4 separate regions of the Homo sapiens genome follow, and all the other regions are linked to region 1. A link is an interaction called in ENCODE POLR2A ChIA-PET data of the cell type or tissue named here. Cell type or tissue: MCF 10A. All regions are shown on one strand.

The links. ChIA-PET counts read pairs that join two places held together with the same protein. Peaks named below come from ENCODE experiments on the same cell type or tissue, not always from the same donor. Only the 100,000 strongest peaks of a DNase experiment are listed, where the experiment ranks them.
Region 2: POLR2A ChIA-PET joins it to region 1 with 5 read pairs; 2 of 35 experiments call an interaction of 5 or more read pairs at or near these places.
Region 3: POLR2A ChIA-PET joins it to region 1 with 5 read pairs; 1 of 35 experiments calls an interaction of 5 or more read pairs at or near these places.
Region 4: POLR2A ChIA-PET joins it to region 1 with 5 read pairs; 5 of 35 experiments call an interaction of 5 or more read pairs at or near these places.

The regions. Positions count from the first base shown.
Region 1 is chr12:1,539,825-1,544,824 of GRCh38, reverse strand. No RefSeq gene overlaps it. Among named protein-coding and RNA genes, the nearest start is that of LINC00942, 42 kb to the right of the region's middle. In MCF 10A, no CTCF peak of the experiment used is centred here; DNase peaks (open chromatin) are centred at 3,014 and 3,884.
Region 2 is chr12:1,011,992-1,016,991 of GRCh38, reverse strand. All of the region lies in intron 1 of ERC1 (ELKS/RAB6-interacting/CAST family member 1), which reads right to left. Among named protein-coding and RNA genes, the nearest start is that of ERC1, 23 kb to the right of the region's middle. In MCF 10A, no CTCF peak of the experiment used is centred here; a DNase peak (open chromatin) is centred at 2,701.
Region 3 is chr12:1,214,378-1,219,377 of GRCh38, reverse strand. All of the region lies in intron 12 of ERC1 (ELKS/RAB6-interacting/CAST family member 1), which reads right to left. Among named protein-coding and RNA genes, the nearest start is that of ERC1, 230 kb to the right of the region's middle. In MCF 10A, no CTCF peak of the experiment used is centred here; a DNase peak (open chromatin) is centred at 2,117.
Region 4 is chr12:1,108,298-1,113,297 of GRCh38, reverse strand. It overlaps ERC1 (ELKS/RAB6-interacting/CAST family member 1), which reads right to left. Exons shown (of 19, transcript NM_178040.4): 5 at 2,951-3,106; 6 at 1,000-1,083. Among named protein-coding and RNA genes, the nearest start is that of ERC1, 120 kb to the right of the region's middle. In MCF 10A, no CTCF peak of the experiment used is centred here; no DNase peak of the experiment used is centred here.

The DNA.
Region 1 (5,000 bases):
GCCAGGATGTTCTTGATCTCTTGACCTCGTAATCCGCCCGCCTCAGCCTCCCAAAGTGCTGGGATTACAGGCGTGAGCCACTGTGCCCAGCCTAATTTTTTTTTTTTTTAAATAGAGATGAGATTTCACCATGTTACCCAGGCTGATCTCAAACTCCTGGGCTCACACGAGCCACCCACCTCAGCTTCCCAAAGTGCTGGGATTACAGGCATGAGCCACCGTGCCCAGCCCAAAAACTAGAGTTTTGAAATAACACTTTTAAAGTGCTGAAAGAAAAAAGAAAGTTTATATCCTGCAAAAATAGCTTTCAAAAACAAGGAGGAAATAAAGACGTTCTCAGATAAATGAAAGTTGAGATAATTAGTTATCAGCAGATGTGCACTACCAGAAATGCTACATATAGAATCCCCATCAGGCTGGAAACTTGGATCCACAGAAGAGAATAACAAGCACCTGAAATGGCAAATAAGCAGGTAAATATAAAATACTTTCCAGTCCTTTCATAATTTACTAAGAGACAACAGACTAAAGCAAAAGTAAGCATTTGGTAGATTGTCAGACATATCTTTTAAAATATGACAATCAGCTAAGTGGGGGGAGGTAAACGGAATATACTAAGTTTATTACATCAGTGACGTGTGGCCTGGGAAAAGGTACAATGTTGATTCTAAATAAACGCTGAAAGTTAAGGATGCATGTAGTTAGCCCTGGAACCACCACCATAAAAAAGGTGTGGTGGGGAGGGGCATGAATGGAAATCAAACAGCCACATGGTAGACAAAACCATATCAAAAATTACATTAAATGATCAAAAGTTAATATCACCAGTAATCTCAACATCACGCACTCCTTGATATGATGCACTGAGAAGGATACAATATCCACTCATGTGAGATTCTTGCCAGAACTGTATAAATACATTCTAATCATGAAAAAACATCAGACAAGCCCAAATTGAGGGAGGAACATCTTATAAATGTATCTGCAAAAATGTCAGCTGGGCACGGTAGATCACCCGAGGTCAGGAGCTCAAGGCCAGCCTGGCCAACATGGTGAAACCCAGTCTCTACTAAAAATAACAAAAATTAGCTTGGTGTGGTGGCGCACACCTGTAGTCCCAGCTACTCGGGAGGCCGAGGCAGGAGAATCGCTTGAATCCGGGAGGCGGAGGTTGCAGTGAGCCAAGATCACGCCACTGCACTTCTGCCTGGGCGACAGAGGGAGACTCTGTCTTGAAAAAAAAAAAAACAGTCAAGGTAATAAAAGACAAAAGTAACACTAAGGCATTGTCACACTGGAGGAGATTAAGAAGACATGATGATTAAATTTAATGTGAGATACTGGATTGAATTTGGGGCCAGAAAAAGACATTAGGGAAAAACTGATGAAATTGGATGAAGGTCTGTAAATTAATTAACAATACTGTAACAATGTTAATTTCCTGTTGTTGATCATTGTACTATGGTTATGTAAAATGTTAGCATAAGAAAAAACTAAGTTGGAGCGAGACTCCAACTCAAAATAATAATAATAATAATAATAAAGAAATAAAAATTAGCCAGGCATGGTGGCGTACACCTATAGTCCCAGCTGCTCAGAAGGCTGAGAGCAGAGGATCGCTTGAGGTCCAGAGTTTTGAGGCTGCAGTGAGCCATGACTGCACCAATGCACTATGGCCTGGGTGACAGAGCAAGATCCTGTCTCAAAAAAAAAAAAAAAAAAAAAAGAATGAACTACTGATACCTGCAACAACCTAGATAAATCCCACAGATATTATGCTGAGCAAAAGAAGCCAAATACCAAAAAGCTGAAAAATAAACCATAATTCTGGTATAAATCTATTCGTGTGAAATTCTAGAACAGACTAAAGTGATCTCGAATGACACAAATCAGGTCAGTGGGTGCCTGAGTTGGGGTGGTGGTGGGGTGTGGCTACAGGGAAGGGAGACAAGGAGATTTCTGCAAAAGCAGAAGTATCTTGATTGGGGTGGTGTTGCATGGGTGTGTATATTCGTCCAAATTTATTGACCTGTACACGTACAACGTGCGAATTTTACTGTATGTAAGTTATACTTCAATAAAGTTGATGAAGAAGAAAAAGTCAATAGTACCTCCACCATTCAGCTGTGGCAACACAGGGTGGGGAGTGGAGAAAGAAATACAGAGAGGGCAGAGTGTGTGAAGCTAATGAATTTCACACAGCGCATGAGGCTAATGAATTTCACACTATAAGACTTTCCCTAGCCCTCAACTGTGAAAGTAGGTTCATGGTAACTTCTCAGAAGTCTGTATGCCATATTGAATGAGAGAGATCAGCAGGACACCATCTCCCCACAGCATATTTTTTGAGGGCAGGTCTCCTAGGCTATTTTTTTTTTTTTTTTGAGACATACTCTTGCTCTGTCGTCCAGGCTGGAGTGCAATGGTGCGATCTCTGCTCACTGCAACCTCCACCTCCTGGGTTCGAATGATTCTCCTGCCTCAGTCTCCCAAGTAGCTGGGATTGCAGGCACCCGCCACCATGCCCGGCTAGGCTAATTTTTGTATTTTTAGTAGAGACAGGGTTTCACTATGTTGGCCAGGCTGGTCTCGAACTCCTGACCCCAGGTGATCCACCCACCTTGGCCTCTCAAAGTGCTAGGATTGCAAGTGTGAGCCACCATGCCCGGCCATGTCTCCTAGGCTTTTAAGCATAAAAGTAGGATGCTGCTTAAGACTTCAGCACATGGAGTGGGTAACAGTGAACTTCAAGAATCTCATTTGAAAGGAAATATTTTAAAGCTGTTTGGTAAGGTTTCGACCAGGATTCTTGATTTGGTTACTGTATAACATGCTGTATGTGTCGAAAATGCAATATTATTTAGGTCAGACTACTGTTAAATTGACATGTGTGTGTAGCTTATTAACGCCAGCATTAAGTATGAAAATAACACCACTTCATTCCTTCCTCCCAGACACAACCAAGCTTTTGATTCTGTCGGCAGAACCAGTCACTGGCAATTGCACAATAGCGCGTTTTGTGGTTGTTCAGAAGCATAATTAGAGCCAACATTTTCTGGTGCTTTCTAAGTGCAAGGCTCTGCATGCATTTATAACGTAAGTGCTTTCTATTCATTTCATGTCATCCTCACAACAGCTTTTTAAGATTTTAGCAGGTGAGGAAACTGAGGTCAAGCAAGTTTGGCTGACTTGCCTCAAGGTCACCTGTGTGTGCTGGTCACACTGCCATGAGGTTTTGGGGCGAGGGTTGAGCCAGCACCTGTTGCACTGCAGAACTTAATTTTTTGTTTTTTTTTTTTGAGACGGAGTCTCGCTCTGTCGCTAGGCCGGAGTGCACTGGCGCGATCTTGGCTCACTGCAACCTCCGCCTCCCGGGTTTCAGCGATTCTTCTGCCTCAGCCTCACAAGTAGCTGGGACTACAGGCACGCGCCACCACACCCAGCTAATTTTGTATTTTTAGTAGAGACGGGGTTTCACCATGTTAGCCAGAATGGTCTCGATCTCTTGACCTCCTGATCCGCCCACCTCGGCCTCCCAAAGTGCTGGGATTACAGGCGTGAAACACTGCGCCTGGCCAGAACTTGATTTTTTTAAAACACTGTACATAAGAGATTAGATTTACTCTTCATGATAAATATATTTGTGTTAATGTTAACAACATTTTACCCCATATTTTCCAGTGCCAAGGCAGTGAAACAGGAAAGCATAAAATGAAAAAAGAAAAAAAAAAGCTTGCATTCTACTTCTAGGATGTAACTTCTTTTTGATCCTTTGGGATACTATTTCATCTCACCAGACAAGTTTCTATAATTTCAAAGTCTCTCTCCTAGAAATAGACAAATAAGAAGACAAGTGCCAGGTATGAATCAACACTGAGTCACCTGGAGCTGTGCTTTGTCAGTGAATTTAAACAAGTCTTTGGGTCACAGTTCCCTTCTGCGTATCAGGTAGGAACAGCACTTCGTTGTTCTTACCGTTGGGTATAAAGCACTTCCCTACACGCCATGTCGCTTGACCCTAGCGGTTCTATGAGATAGGAAGGGGTTACACTGTGACTCCATGTACCAATGAGAAGAGGGAGACTGGCAGTGATGAGCACATTTGCTCAAGATTCTCAGCAATGCAAGGGCAGAAATCCTGGACTGCTGATTCCCAGGTGGCCACGAGCAGCCCAGCAGGCTCAAGCATCAGGGTCCAGGGTCCATGGGACGTCCAGTTTTTGCCTAGAATTTCCTCTCTCAATTTTAACATGGTTAATAGATGTTCAACTTGAAGGTGACAGGAAACAAATATTCTGTTTGGCAAAATACAAAAGTGCATTTCCAAGTGAACACCAAGTTAGGCACCAGGAAATGACAACAGGTCCCCTTAGTAAACAGTGATCAATTACCTTATTTCACCAAACCTAAGATGCTACTGATTCTAGAATGCACCATTATTTTGTACCACCAAGAAAGAAAAGTACTTGTCATCAAACTGTCATACAATATTGATTCTGAGATGCATTCTGACCTCAGATATGTTGAAATGCATCTTAATATCGATGAAACATGGTAATTATGGCTGGATTTCTTGAACCGGGGAGGATAACCTGTTTAGAAGTCACTAGCTCATTAACGTGTCAATATGGCTGAGCAGCAGCAACGCCGAGTGGTGGGATTATCAGTGAGGAGAGAGGAGCCCAGACAAGGAGGACATCACTCCTGCCATCCAGGAACCCACCTCTTGGTTGGGAGGACTGTCCAGGAAAAGTCCAAGAGCCTGGAGCTGCAGACCTCTCAACAGGTCTTCGGTAAAAGCAGCTGTCATGGAAGTGAATTCTCAGGTCTCCTTTGTCTCCTCAATCATCAAAATAAACCAAATTATAAAACACTCTGATCTTCTGCCTAAATTCCGACAAGGTATTTCAGAATCTAGGTGTCAATTTCTTGACACTTTTACTTTTTTTCAATGAAGTGTTAAAGTGGGACCTAACATTGACTAAGTACATGATACATGT
Region 2 (5,000 bases), 530 kb after region 1:
TCAAAAATTCCAGAATCATTTTTCCCTAAGAAAAGCACTGAAGCCGGGCACGGTGGCTCACGCCTATAATCCCAATAATTTGGGAGGCCAAGGCAGGCAGATCACTTGAGGTCAGGAGTTTGAGACCAGCCTGGCTAACATGGTGAAGCCCCATCTCTACTAATAATACAAAACTTAGCCAGGCATGGTGGTACACGCCTGTAAACCCAGCTACTTGGGAGGCTGAGGCAGGAGAATTGCCTGAACCCAGGAGGCGGAGGTTGCAGTGAGCCGAGATCGAGATCGCACCACTGCACTCCAGCCTGGGTGACAGAGTGAAACAGTGTATCCAAAAAAATCAAAAAAAAAAAAAAAAAGAAAAGAAAAGCACTGATCCCAATGGTTATATACATACTGTGAGAGAAAAACAGCCCCAGTCTCGCCTCACCCCACAGAAATCCATTATACTCAGAAGTCTAAAAATAAAAATACTTCTACCCACAATGATTATATGTTAGCCTTTAATTCTCACTCTTCCCACAAATAGCTACGAGCATAACATGCAACTGCAGACAGCAATCTCTCACTCTCCTCATAGATTAGAAAAATAATAATAGCTCTTTATGAACTGAGTCTCCAAAGGAACACCAAATATCATTAAGACAAATGAAAGCAAAAAAATTCTTTAATAGCAACACAGCAGTTTACTTCAAACTAACTATAATGGACTAGGCTAACACAGATGTGCTATATTTGTAAGTTGAACCAGAAAATGTAATATACCACCCATTAGCTATTTAAATAATTATATGTGAAATTCTGACATAAATCTCAAAATCACTAGTCCAACCTGATGTAATATACCACCCATTAGCTATTTAAATAATTATATGTGAAATTCTGACATAAATCTCAAAATTACTAGTCCAACCTGATGTAATATACCACCCATTAGCTATTTAAATAATTATATGTGAAATTCTGACATAAATCTCAAAATTACTAGTCCAACCTGATGTAATATACCACCCATTAGCTATTTAAATATTATATGTGAAATTCTGACATAAATCTCAAAATTACTAGTCCAACCTGATGTAACCTGATGTAATATACCACCCATTAGCTATTTAAATAATTATATGTGAAATTCTCACATAAATCTCAAAATTACTAGTACAACCTGATGTAATGGGGTTATGCTCATCAACGAGTCAAATATTTTTAATACTGTATTTCAACATGTTTAAAGATCCTGTTCATTTTCTTAAAGGGTTATAAATATTACTAGGGACGAGAAATATGCTGCTATCCTAGGCTCCCTGTGAAAAGATGAACAATAAACCAAAAATTTAAAATCCCACTGAGGTACAATTTGGCACAATCTATCAAAATTTAAAATGTGCACATTGTTGAACTAGAAGTTTCACTTTAAAAAATATTCTCCATAAAATATATTTTCACAGGTTCAAGGACATAATGTGCAATGATATTCAATTATTGCATTGTTTGTACCAGCAAGGAGACCGCTTAAATTTCCAAAGAGATTAGTTGAATAAATTTATGTATCTCTCAACTACAAAAGACAATGCTGCTGTTTAAAAAAAATTTCTTTCAGGCAATCCTAATTTAAAAAAAAGAAAAGAAAAACAATGGCCAGGCATGGTGGCTCATACTTGTAATCCCAGCACTTTAAAAGGCTGAGGTGGGCAGATCACTTGAGGTCAGGAGTTCAAGACCAGCCTGGACAACATGGTGAATTCCTGTCTCTACCAAAATACAAAACTTACCTGGGCAAGGTGGTGTGTGCCTGTAGTACCAGTTACTCAGGTGAGAGGATTGCCTGAACTCCGGAGGCAGAGGTTGCAGTGAGCCAAGATCATGCCACTGCACTCCAGCCTGGGCAACAGAGCAAGACTGTCTCAAAAAAAAAAAAAGAAAGAAAAAGAGGCAGGGCACAGTAGGTCATGCCTGTAATCCCAACACTTTGGGAGGCCAAGGAGGGCAGATCACTTGAGATCAGGAGTTCGGGACCAGCCTAGCCAACATGGTGAAACCCCATCTCTACTAAAAATACAAAAATTAGCCAGGCATGGTGGCGCACACCTGTGATCCCAGCTACTTGGGAGGCTGAGGCAGGAGAATCACTTCAACCTGGGAGACGGAGGTTGCAGTGAGCTGAGATTGCACCACTGCACTCCAGCCTGGGTGACAGTGAGATTTCATTTCAAAAAAAGGAAAAAGAAACAAAAACAAAAAAAAATTAAGTAAATATCTATATCTAAGATATAGATCTGACATGCAAAAACATATTGTGAAGTGGGAAAAAAACCAGGTTACAGAAGAATGCTTACGAGGCAATCTCATTTGTGTACAAAGGATATATACACGTATGTTTGTATATACACAGAAATGATTTGTACGGTAAAAGCCTATTTCTGAAAGACCAGATGGAATCACCTTTTTCCTTACTTACATACTTTTCTTCTCTGTTCCATTTTCTTTTTATAGTGAGTGTGTATTACTTTACTTTTTTTGGCCTGGTGTGGTGGCTCAGGCCTGTAATCCCAACACTTTGAGAGGCCAAGATGGGTGGATCTCCTGAGCTCAGGAGTTCGAGACCAGCCTGGGCAACATGGTGAAACCCCGTCTCTACCAAAAATACCAACATTAGCCAGGCATGATGGCACACGCCTATGATCTCAGCTACTCAGGAGGCTGAGTCATAAGAATTGCTTGAACTCCAGAGGCAGAGGCTACAGTGAGCCAAGAACACACCACTGCATCCCAGCATGGGAAACAGAGTGAAACCCTGTCTCAAAAACAAACAAAAAAAAAAACTTACATTTTTTTAAGTCTCATTATAAACTACAGGTTTAAATAAAGACCTCCACAACCATTCGGCACTAATTTACACAGCAATTAATGGGCTAGGCATAGACAGATTGCTAATATCTCTGTAAGTAGCAGGAAGTTTAAAAAAAAAAAAAATCACCAGGCACATGGCTTATGCCTATAATCCCAACACTTCGGGAAGCCAAGGCGAAAGGATCACTTCAGATCAGCCTGGGCAACACGGCAAGACCTCGTCTCCACAAAAAACTTTTTTTTTAATTAGCCAGGTGTGGTGGCACACATCTTTAGCCCTAGCTACTTGGGAGGCTGTAGCAGTAAGACAGCTTGAGCCCAGGAGTTCAAGGCTGCAGCGACCTATGATCACATCACTATACTCCAGCCTGGGTGACAAAGGAAGACAGACAGACCCAAAGACAGACAGACAGAAAGACAGAAAGAAAATAAATCTACAAGTTAATGAAGGCACAGATTTCTCTGCCTCTACACTCAGCATGTAACTAAAATGTATTAAGTCTGCTAACACTACGCATCTAGTTGTATAACCTTAATCTGATTCTCCAATACTGACTAGAGACTAAAACTACACGACAGTGTGGCTAAAGCAGCACTGTTTCAGAGCATACCTATCTGAAAGGCCACCTCTGCTTGGAGCAGCAATGACACATCAATTGTAAACGAGCAATCTTAACACTTGTCAGTTACTATTTCGCCTTTTTTTAATGGAAGGGTAACTCAGTTTACAATCAAGTTAACTGCAGTTTTTAATAATTCTTATCAATTAATCAAGTTAATTATAAGTTCTCTCAAAGTTCTCATCATGACAAATATTTTGTCAAGCTAGATACTTAGAAATAAACACAAGGTTGTTAATCATAGTTGTTCTCCAGTTGTAACAGCAATCTGCGCCACTTAGTTGAAACAAGTCAAGTTCTAGGTTGTGTAGCCTTCCCCAACGACTCTAGTGCTCACTGATAACCTGATTTCATAAAATCCTAAAATATTAAATTGTTTGGACATAAAATTATGTTACCTTGCATTTTATACATCTCATACTACATCGTGATCAGCTCAACACAAAGTTCAACAAATTCTACCAGTGATTAAGCTGAACAAAGTAAAACAGATGTACCTGTTCACAAACGTCTATTCACAAGACTGAATAACAAAAATGTCTAAAAATCCAAAAATTTATAACTAATATGATAGTAAAACCAGACCTGGACTGGGTCAGTAATCCCAAAGTGTTTAATGAAGAAATTAGGGACCATTCCCAAAACATACTTGAAAAGTTAGCTTATATATAATATATGCATGTCATCTCTCTAAAAATCTGAAAAAAATTCTGAATTCTGGTCCAAAAGATCTTGGACGCAGACCTGAATTAATGGTTAAGATTAAATATCAGCCGGGAGCAGTGGCTCACGCCTGTAATCCCAACACTTCAGGAGGCCAAGGCAGGCAGACCACGAGGTCAGGAGATCGAGACCATCCTTGCCAACATGGTGAAACCCCGTCTCTACTAAAAATACAATTAGCTGGGCCTGTAGTCCCAGCTACTTGGGAGGCTGAGGCAGAAGAATAGCTTGAACCCAGGAGGTGGAGGTTGCAGGGAGCCAAGATCACGCCACAACACTCCAGCCTGTTGACAGAGCAAGACTCTGTCTCAAAAAAAAAAAAAAAAAAAAGATTAAATATCCACATCACTGTTGGTAAATACAGACATTTATAATCAGGAAGAGCTGCACAGGAATTTTAAGTCTGTGACTGTTTATTTCTTAAGCTAGGTGGTAGATACACAGATATTAATTACATCATTCTCTGTATCTTTTTGCATGTCTGAAGCATATCATAAGTTTAAAAGGGTTTAAGTGAAAAATTATAGGAACCCAGTAAGTATTTGTTTCTTCCCAAAAATAATAAAAGTATCTGAGAAGCAGCAAGTTTGAAAATGGTTACAGTAAGGGTCTTAAAAACATATCTTTTGATCCAGTAATTCTATGAACAGGAAAAACCAATCTACTCAAATGATCCAAAATGTAGAGAAAAGTTTATAAAGATACACCAGCTTTATTAGTACTCACTTCATTGAGAAATGTTTAAGTGAAATCTTTATGACTTAACATGAAGCCTACAAAAACCATTTACAAACCAATGTCTGCCATTTA
Region 3 (5,000 bases), 330 kb after region 1:
TGAGGGTGGGAAACTGGGGAAGAAGAGGTTTTGAAAAAGGTGGGCCAGATCAAGAGATCTGTTCTGAGTAAAACTAAATTTGATATTTAACTAAAGACATTGTGTAGGTAATAAGTAGAGTATTCTGGAGCACCTTGTATATTATTAATTTGGTAGCTATTGCTGTGTTTTTGATAATGAATGCCTTAGACTTGAAGAAGTCTGAGGCCAGGCATGGTGGCTCATGCCTGTAATTCCAGCACTTTGGGAGGCCAAGGCGGGTGGATCACCTGAGGTCAGTAGTTCAAGACCAGCCTGGCCAATATGGTGAAATCCTGTCTCCACTAAAAATATAAAAATTAGCCAGGCGTGGTGGTGCATGCCTGTAATCCCAGCTACTCAGGAGGCTGAGGCAGGAGAATTGCTTGAACCTGGGAGGCAGAGGTTGCAGTGAGCTGAGATGGCACCATTACCCTCCAGCCTGGGCGACAGAGTGAGACTCCATCTCAAAAAAAAGAAAAGTCTGAGAATATATATATATATGTGTGTGTGTGTGTGTGTGTGTATATATATATATATGAGAATAGGACTGAGAGTGGAGCCTTTTAGAGGTCTAGAGGAAAGTGGCAGAATCAGAAACACCACAAAAGGAATGACAGGTGAAAGAGGGAGAAAATAAGGAGACACTGGTATCAGAGATACCAGAAGAAAACAGTGTTTCAAGGAAGGAAATGTGTAGAATGATGCTGAAAGGTAAAGTTAAGATGGGGCCATGGAAGTGATTTCTGTATTTGGTAACATGGATATTTATGATAACTTGACAAGAGCAGTTTCGTAAGACTACTAAAAATAGGAGCCTGATTAAACAAACTTGAAGAAAGGTAAGGAAAGGCAGATAGCAACTACAGTCAATTTTTTAAATAAGATTTGCTGAGAAGGGAAGAGAGAAACAGGGTGGCAACTAGAATAAGACATCACATCAAGAGAACGATTTTTTTTAAGACATTAAGTGGAACTCTAAAGGCAGGTTAGTACACTTGTGAACAAGGAGAAAGCAAAAATTTGAAAGGAGGGAGAAGGATAATGAGGGAGAAGCATCTTTAGGTTGGGCAACTGGGATAGGATTAACAGAAAAGGCAGCAGAGGTGAATTCAGGAATAGTGGCACTATTCAGGCAAAGGCTCCAGGTATAGATGCAAGTAGGCTGGTAGATTTGATGAGGAGACAAACTGGGTAGCATCCAATTATTTTAATTTTCTCAAAGAAATATCAAGTGAAGCCAGAAACTTTGAGTGGAGGCGAAGGATTTGCAGATTTGATAAGAGAACAGAATGATACAGTCACCTCTGAGGATGGGAAATCAAATCTAATAGTCCTCTTAATTAGGACTGCCTGCAGAATTAGGAGCAATTTGAGATCTGTGGCCATAAATTCAATGTGAGACCAGTCTGCAAAGCTTTGTGACTCTTCTTGCCCGGTAACATAAAGCTGCTCAGGGCAGAGGCAGTGTAGGAAGACACTTGCTTTAAATCAGGATTGAGGTTTTGCAAGCAAGTGTGACAAAAGAGAAAAGCAAGTAAGTCAAGGGGATTTAGAAGGGAGTAATTATACTGCTGGACCATGAAATCTGACCCGGGTAAGGAAGGAAGTGTGAGGCCATACGAGGTTCAAAACAAACAAAAAAAAGTAGTAGGTTGTTGTTTCAAGGTCCTAATTAGATGCAATAATTGGAGTGGAGACGAGAGTAAGTGAACTGGGAAGACAGGAGGTGTTGGCCAGAGCTGAATTGTATCTTTCAGTGTCACCATTCCAAGGTGGAGAATTCTGACGGGTAACAATCTGTTCCACATTTAGAGGCAGGTTTACTCTACCCAGAACAGCTACACAATGCCCTAAATCAGAGAAATGACACTGTCTAGGAATGGCAGCAGGCTAGAGGAAAAGCAAAGCAGAGAACCCATTCTCACATACCACAGCACAATTTATAGAGCTGTTTTTCCAAAAGAGTCATTGTCCATTTCCCAAACTGTGTAAAGATAAGAATCTAGTACTGCTGGTACAGTCAGAATCAATTTATAAAGTCTGATAAAACAGACCAAGGATATGACACAATGCTATGACTGTACTGTGCCAAGAAATCTGAAGGTGTGGCTGAGAAATAGAAAACCAAAGAAAACCCTGCCTTAAAACGCAGGCTTGGCTTTTTGGATCTATGACAGAATAAATATATTGTCAACTTTTTTCACTGTTTAAAAAAAGGAGGAGAGGGAATACTTTTATGTTGTTCACTTCTGGATTTCTTGCTGATTAATTCATAATGACAGAGGAAAGCACGGAGCACTTTTATGGAGCAAAGCACCCATTTCTGTTAAGCATTATCATAATTTTTATCACTGTATCAAACAAGACATACAACCTTACACTTCTAAGTAAAATGTTCATAGTAAGAGAAATAAGTGTATATAACCTCTTCCTCTACCTCTATTATTTTCTCCCTTAATTGTATTATTATTCTGCAACACTCCCACTTCATTTAATTTTCCTCTCCCTTTCATGTTTCTTGTTTATATGCCTCAGGCCTCACAGGATCAACCAGGGATTCAACCCTTCTTGGTAGAAGTCAGACATATAGTGGTTGCTAGCCCCATGACTCTGGAAAAGTAACGTACTAGTCTGAATAGACAATATGGCCTTTTATTTCCTATTAACTTGTTTCACTCTTCCCAGCTGAAAAGTGTTTTTGTACATATCATTCCATTTACTCCCCCCGCCCCCCACCCCCCATCCCTCCTCCCCGACCCCACCAAGGCTATGTCAATGATGAAAGTTGTGAATGCTACAGTTGAATTACACTGCACCAATAGCATATGAAAATGCATATGCAGGAATAATATGCCATCCGTATTTCTCCACCTGGTGATTTCACAGGGCTCAGCTTAAAAACTAATTTAATTTGGACATTTCACTCTAACATGCATAATACAGAAGTAACAGCTGGAGGCTAACTGTGGGAAATCAAGGCATAAAATCATTAATAAAAGCAGATCTATTAAGTAAATGATAGTAACACCTTTTTCTGTGCAAATAAATATTAGTGATCAGAAAATCTCATATGTAGTTTTCTCAATAAATGTTAGTTAAAATAAAATAAAAATCATTAAATCAAATGGGTAGAATACTATTAATCGCTAAAATATCCCAGTGAGATGGGAGAGAAGAATAAAGTTACGAGTTTCTGATTTCATTATTAAAGGATGCGCCTAGAGGAAAAGAACGGAAAGAAGGAAGGAGAGGGGGAGACCAAAAAAAAGGTAACTTGTAAATCTGAAAATTTGGGGACAATTTATTTTCATACAAAAACATTTACATTCCATTTCCAAATAGTCTTTAACCAATAAGATTCTGGTTTTATGTAAAACATGACTTAATTTACAAAGATTCCATATGCACACAATTGAATTATAAAAGTTGTTTATATTCCCACACTTTTTGCTTTTTTTGGATTCACACTAATTACGTAATAAAATCCATATTCCCTTAATTAGCACTAAAGGTCTTTAACAATAACCTATATTTTTAATATTCCCTCATGCAGTAAGCATGAGGAAAAGATTCTTTTGTTTTTTTGCCTTTTCAGATGTCTTCATGTCCCTGCCCTTTCCCTTACCCTGTCTTTGCCGAGCATAAGAGCATACATGCACTCATTCTGCAAGAAGAAGCTTAAATGGCAGTATCTTGGCAAAGCTTTCCAGCACTCCCCTAAACAGAACTGATTCCTTCATCTCCATGAGCTAAAGGGTCTGTATCTAGATGATAGTATAATATAGTATAATTATAAAAGAAAATATTTTCTAGATCCACTGATAAATTGTAATACTGTAAAAAATGCAAATATTAGATCTAGAGTTCCCAAATTGAATGCAATTCAAACCAAAAGACATAGTGCAAAGTACCAGTATTAATTGAATATGCTGTTAAATTGCTGCTCACAGTGCACTCATGGTACTTATTACTATTGTCCAAGTTGTTTTGTTTTGAGCTGTAAGATGATCCAACTGTCTCAGAAATTTTGTCAAATTACTTTTTAAAAAAAGTTTGCTGCTTATAGTACATTATGACATCATTTGAACTCTGCTTGGATAAAAAGCAACAGTATGGATTAGGCCCACCACTGTTCTTTTCTCATTGGCCCATGACAATTATAACAGTAATACCTGAAGACAATGAGATGATATCCATAAATATAAATGAAACTACATAGGGTATTTCATTGTAAGACAGTCACCCAGGTGATCCAGAATATGTATATAAACTTTTTTATTGTCATTGAAATGAAAATACAAAATCATAAAATTAACATGGTAACTTGTAAATCTCAGAATATGTTCAAGGTCTCCCAAGGGATGTGAGGAGACTCCTAACAGGAATACAAATGGTAGAGTGGTTAAAAGCAAAAGTTTTAAGGGCTAAAGAGCTCTAGGTTAAATGCTGGTTCACTATTCATTATCTATATGATCTTTAGCCTCTCTAAGCTTCAGAGTGTTCTTATCTTTTTTATTTATGACATGGGAATAATGCCCATCTCTTATAGAACTGTGAGAAGTAAATAAAATAATGCATGGAAAATGCTTAGCGTAAGATTTGGCACACTGCAAGAGGTTACTAACATATCCTTTTTCTCCTCACCCCAAACATATGTGTGTGTGTGTGTGTGTGTGTGTGTGTGTGTGTGTATGTATACACACACGCATATTTATGTTTTATATGTTAATATATAAATTTAAATATCTAAATTTGCCCTTTCATTAAGATCCAAACAAACATGGAATATGCTTCTTCTTCACTCTTTGAGGGGAGGCCGGGAGGCGGGGAGTGGAGGGAAGGAGGATACTATTGAAGTTATGTGTTATATGTTTATATCTAACTCTAGCGCTATGCTAAATATAATACCATAATAACCCTTACAAGTACTTATTATATACCAAGGACCTTAATGTTTATCACAGCATATTTATCATCTT
Region 4 (5,000 bases), 430 kb after region 1:
ACAGTAAGTGTGCAAGTGTTAGCTACTTTATTATTCAGCCATCCCTCGGTATCCATGGGTCCATGGGGGACTGGTTCCAAGACACACCTTGGATACCAAAATTAATGAAGGCTGAAGTCCCTGATATAAAATGATGTAGAATTTGCATATAACCTATGCACATCCTCCAGTATAGTTTAAATCATCTCTAGATTACTTGTAATACGTAATACAATGTAAATATTTACAATGTAAATAGTTGTCATACTGTATTGCTTAGGGAATAATGACATGGGAAAAAAGCCTGTACATGTTCAGCACAGACACAACATCCATTTTTTTACCCTGAAAATAAAAAACAGTTGGTTAAACACACAGATGCAAATCCACAGATATGGAGGGCCAACTGTATTTATTTTATTATTATGTTCTGAATTGAAATTTTAAGTTCATTAGAATATTGAACTAGATTTAGATACCTGAAATAAGTCTCTTAGTAATTTCAATTTACTAGATAAATACTTTCTATACATCTGTCCTAAAGAAAGTAACATTTGTGGCAAAATCACTCACTGGAGACTTAAAGATAATGTCTACATAAGGTAAAGCACTTTGCTCAAGAGTTTCAAATTCAAATAAACTCTAGGTGATAGGCCTAGAACAACTGCATATATTCTTGTACCTAGGAAGAAAAGAAGGCCGCCATTCATATAAACCAACAATAAAGGGTTGAGAAAGAAACAGGCTTTGAAATACCATCCACAGAGTGACAAAAGCAACAATAAAGTACCAGGTACAAGGCTTCCAGAACACGTGAAGGCTCACTGCACACAAAGTGACATGTGGGTCAAACTAGTGAACAGGAGTCAGTTAAAGAGCAGAGCAGGCTGGTTAGTGCTAGTAATGGGCAAAGCTGCCAACCATAGAGAATGAAAGGGTAAGCCACCCAGAAGCCATAGAGCTAGCAGGGTCCCACTGTGGGACCACTGCACACAAAGAGGTAAATCTTACGGCAAAGACCTCAGCCTGAAGACCAGCCGCTTTCTTTTTCAGCTCCTCCCATTGAGCCTCTTTCGAACTTAGTTCCTCCTTCAGTTGTTCTACCTGTCACGACATTATTATTCTTTTTCACTTATGTGTCAACTTAGGTCTTCTTCTTGTCTACTTTTGAGGCAGAATGGTAACTAGAAATAACAATAACTTATATAATACAATCAAATCTGTTCCCCTCATTCCCTCTTCAAAGAGCCATAGGTAGTTTCTAAGTTCACAGGTTTTTTCCCCCCACAGTGGACTGGAATGTGCTAATCAACAAATGAAAAACATAAACACAGAGATCATACGGCACTATGTCTTGTTCTCAAATCAGGGTGAAAAATCCAAACTAATAGAAAGTTGGTTATGTGAGGCCAGGCGCAGCAGCTCACACCTATGATTATATCCCAGCACCGTGGGAGGCCAAGGCAGGAGGATCACTTGAGGTCAGGAGTTCGAGACCTGCCTGGCCATCATAGTGAAACCCGTCTCTACTAAAACTACAAAAATTAACTGGGCATGGTGGTGGGCGCCTGTAATCCCAGCTACTCAGCAGACTGAAGCTTGAACCCTGGAGACGGAGGCTGCAGTGAACCGAGATCACGCCACTGCACTCCAGCCTGGTCGACAAAGCATACCTCCGACTCAAAAAAAAAGAAAAAGAAAAAAAAAAAAAGTTGGGTATGTGAGTTTTTAATTTCTAAAACTGAAATGAAAGTAGTAGAAATAATTAATAATAGAGTCTGGAGGTAGCAGAGGAATATTCTGTAGACTTATATGCCAGGTATGGGCACCATGGCAAGAAGCCAGAAACTGGAGGGGAAGTGATGTTATCATTCCTTCACACTACTGGGATGTTGCGGGTTTCATTTCTAAGAACCTGGAGAATACAACTGGGAAATAAAGGGGGAAAACACTTATTTTCTGGCTTAAACTTTATAATTACAATCATAATGTTTAATGAAACCACAACAAAACTGGTAAATTGATAATTGTGATAAACTAAATCCTCCAACTTGCCTAAATAGTTTACAGAATCAAACTAAATGACTTTGGATACAAGGAAGGAACATTGTGACTGATGATAAACACAGACTGATAGGTCTTGGTGGTATCAATCTTTGTCATATTACGCCTGAAGTGCACATGGGAAGCAATAAACCTGACAGCAAGTGGATCTTCCCCACAGGATAGGGCAAAGAAAGGGCTTTCCGTTACAGAACTGTATTTGGAGGGGAAACGTAACTTCATTTCACCCATTTCATTAAAAAGCCTCTTAGGGCTGGGCACGGTGGCTCACGTCTGTAATCCCAGCACTTTGGGAGATTGAAGTGGGTGGATCACCTGAGGTCAGGAGTTCAAGACCAGCCAGGCCAACAAGGTGAAACCCCATCTCTACAAAAAATACAAAAAATTAGCCAGGTGTGGTGGTACGCACCTGTAATCCCAGCTACTTGGGAGGCTGAGGCAGGAAAATCACTTGAACATGGAGGCAGAGGCTGCAGTGAGCTGAGATCACACCACTGCACTCCAGCCTGGGTGACAAGAGCGAAACTCCATCTCAAGCCTCTTAGGGTTTTGACTTTTTAAATAATTCACAAGAGGTAAAGAACCTGATGTTTCATATAGTGAGAAAAACTCATCTGGAAGTTTTTCGGAAGTACTAATAGATATGAAAACTTAAACCATGACAATACATATGTAGCCTCATACAGAGAATTGTCTTTATAAGTAAAAACTTGTAGTAACTATCTATGTCAGTAATTCTGACTTTAATTCTGGAGAAGTTTCATTTGAAAGAACTATGCTAAAAGTATTCTTCCCTGAAACCTGATAAAAGAGTGTAAAATACGGCTTTATCATCACTAGAGAAGTAAAAAATATGCATCAATTTTTCAAACTCCTTTTAAGAATCAAAAGTCTCACATGCCATTACCTTATTTTTCATAAATTTAGAATGGCTCCGATACACTTCCATTTGCTTCATTTCTTCTTCCCTTTCCTCAGTACTCAAAGCACCATTCGATTTCAGCATCTGAATTTCCTCTTCCAGGTCTCGAAGCCCACGCTCCATAGAGGAAATTTTTGAATCCTGAAGACAATGGAAGATTTAGTGATTGAAGTATTCACAAAAACCCAGAAAAGCTGAATAACATGATATTTAAAGAAGTTACATTTAATAAAGATAGACAAATATACAGAAAAAATGCTGTCTGGCAATTGGTGCCTTGCTTCCTTTTTTTGAGACAGAGTCTGTCGCCCAGGCTCTAGTGCAGTGACGCAATCTTAGCTCACTGCAACCTCTGCCTCTGGGTTCAAGCAGTTCTCCTGCCTCAGCCTCCCAAGTAGCTGGGATTACAAGTGTACGCTACCATGCCCAGCTAATTTTTGTATTTTTAGTAGAGACAGGGTTTTGCCATGTTGGCCAGGCTGGTCTCGAACTCCTGACCTCACGTGATACACCTGTCTTGGCCTCCAAAAGTGGTGGGCTTATGGGCGTGAGCCACCATGCCCAGCCAGTGCCTTCCTTCTAAAATACGTCCTTTACAGCCATTTGAGTGGGAGGAGAAGCACTCATATCCACAGTATGATTTTTCTTCTATGGCTGCCTCCAGCTCTGCACCCTTTAAATTAAAGTTGAAAATAATTACTAAATTACTGAAGAAGTAAATGCAATGAAAAACTGGTTAAAATTTCTTTGCATCAGAAATTACAAATTTCTGGTGAAAAAAATTTCCAATATTAATAGTAAAGCCTTTTCTAGTTCTAGTATTTTATCATTTTACTTGGTGACCCCTAAAAAACATATTATGCCCCAAAGGAGGGGAAAAAAGTAAGAGGGTTTCAAAGATTTATACAGTAACGTGTACAGCTATATGTGCAATAATAAAAATTACATAACATCCCACTGCAGAAAAATGGGGGAATAATTAAGTTATTTATCATGTTAGCAATCCTTATTGTCTGTACTTCATACATTTAAAATAATTCTTAATTTTTAAAAATCACTGTCCTTATAAACCATCATCTCTACCACAAATATCACCTTCCAACAGAACATTATTTCATATTCGATCTCTTGATTTTGTTTGTCGCAGTACCTAGTTTCTCCCCAGGCTACTTTACATGTCATGAATTACAGAAAGACTCCTACATGGAATGAATAGTTTTATGTATCTGTAGCTGCAGGTGCTTACTCACCAAAGAAATAGAGACCTTAAAGAGCATAAATTAAGTATAGCTTAGCTTTATTTCACTTGGAGTTTTAGATAAACCATTCCTTTGGAAGCTATTTTGAAATTAACTCCTTTTCTACTTTACCTCAATAATTTCTTGATTAAGTCTCCTTTATTCTCAGAGCATAAAGATGAGAGAGATTAAGGCTTTATATCGAGAAAACTACACCTAGCTATTTTCAGGTTCAAGGGAGGGGAGGAGAGGATGTATTCCTCTGTCTTGCTCATCACGTGACCTTTAAAAATATCACAATGAAAACTGTCTTTTATAAATTCATTCAAATTAAACTTAAAATGTACCTGTTCAAAATCCATTGTACTGAATTAATACAATCAGAGTCATTCTATACCTAAACCAGGATTTTTATTTACTCATGTGGAATGACTGACCCATAAAAAGTACTACTTCAATTGCACTACCTGAAAATTCACTTTTAAGATTGCTATAAAATTTCTCTGGAAATATCAGAACACAGCACCTTAAAAAAGACTAAAATACTAGGCATAAGCATATGACTAGCCTACAAATGAAAGAAAGTGAAAGTTAAAGGTAAGTTCTCCTCTGTCATCAGCCTGAGTGGTAATGAAACTGGACCAGCTGAAAGAGGGAAGTGTATCTCCAGCAGCACTGGGGCTCCACTCAAGACAATTTAGTCCCAGGTAAGAACTCCAACTCTGTACATCACATGGCAGCCGGAACCTGTACAGAGCCTCTAGAAAGTCTCTACAAGGCCCTTAAAAATATAATCT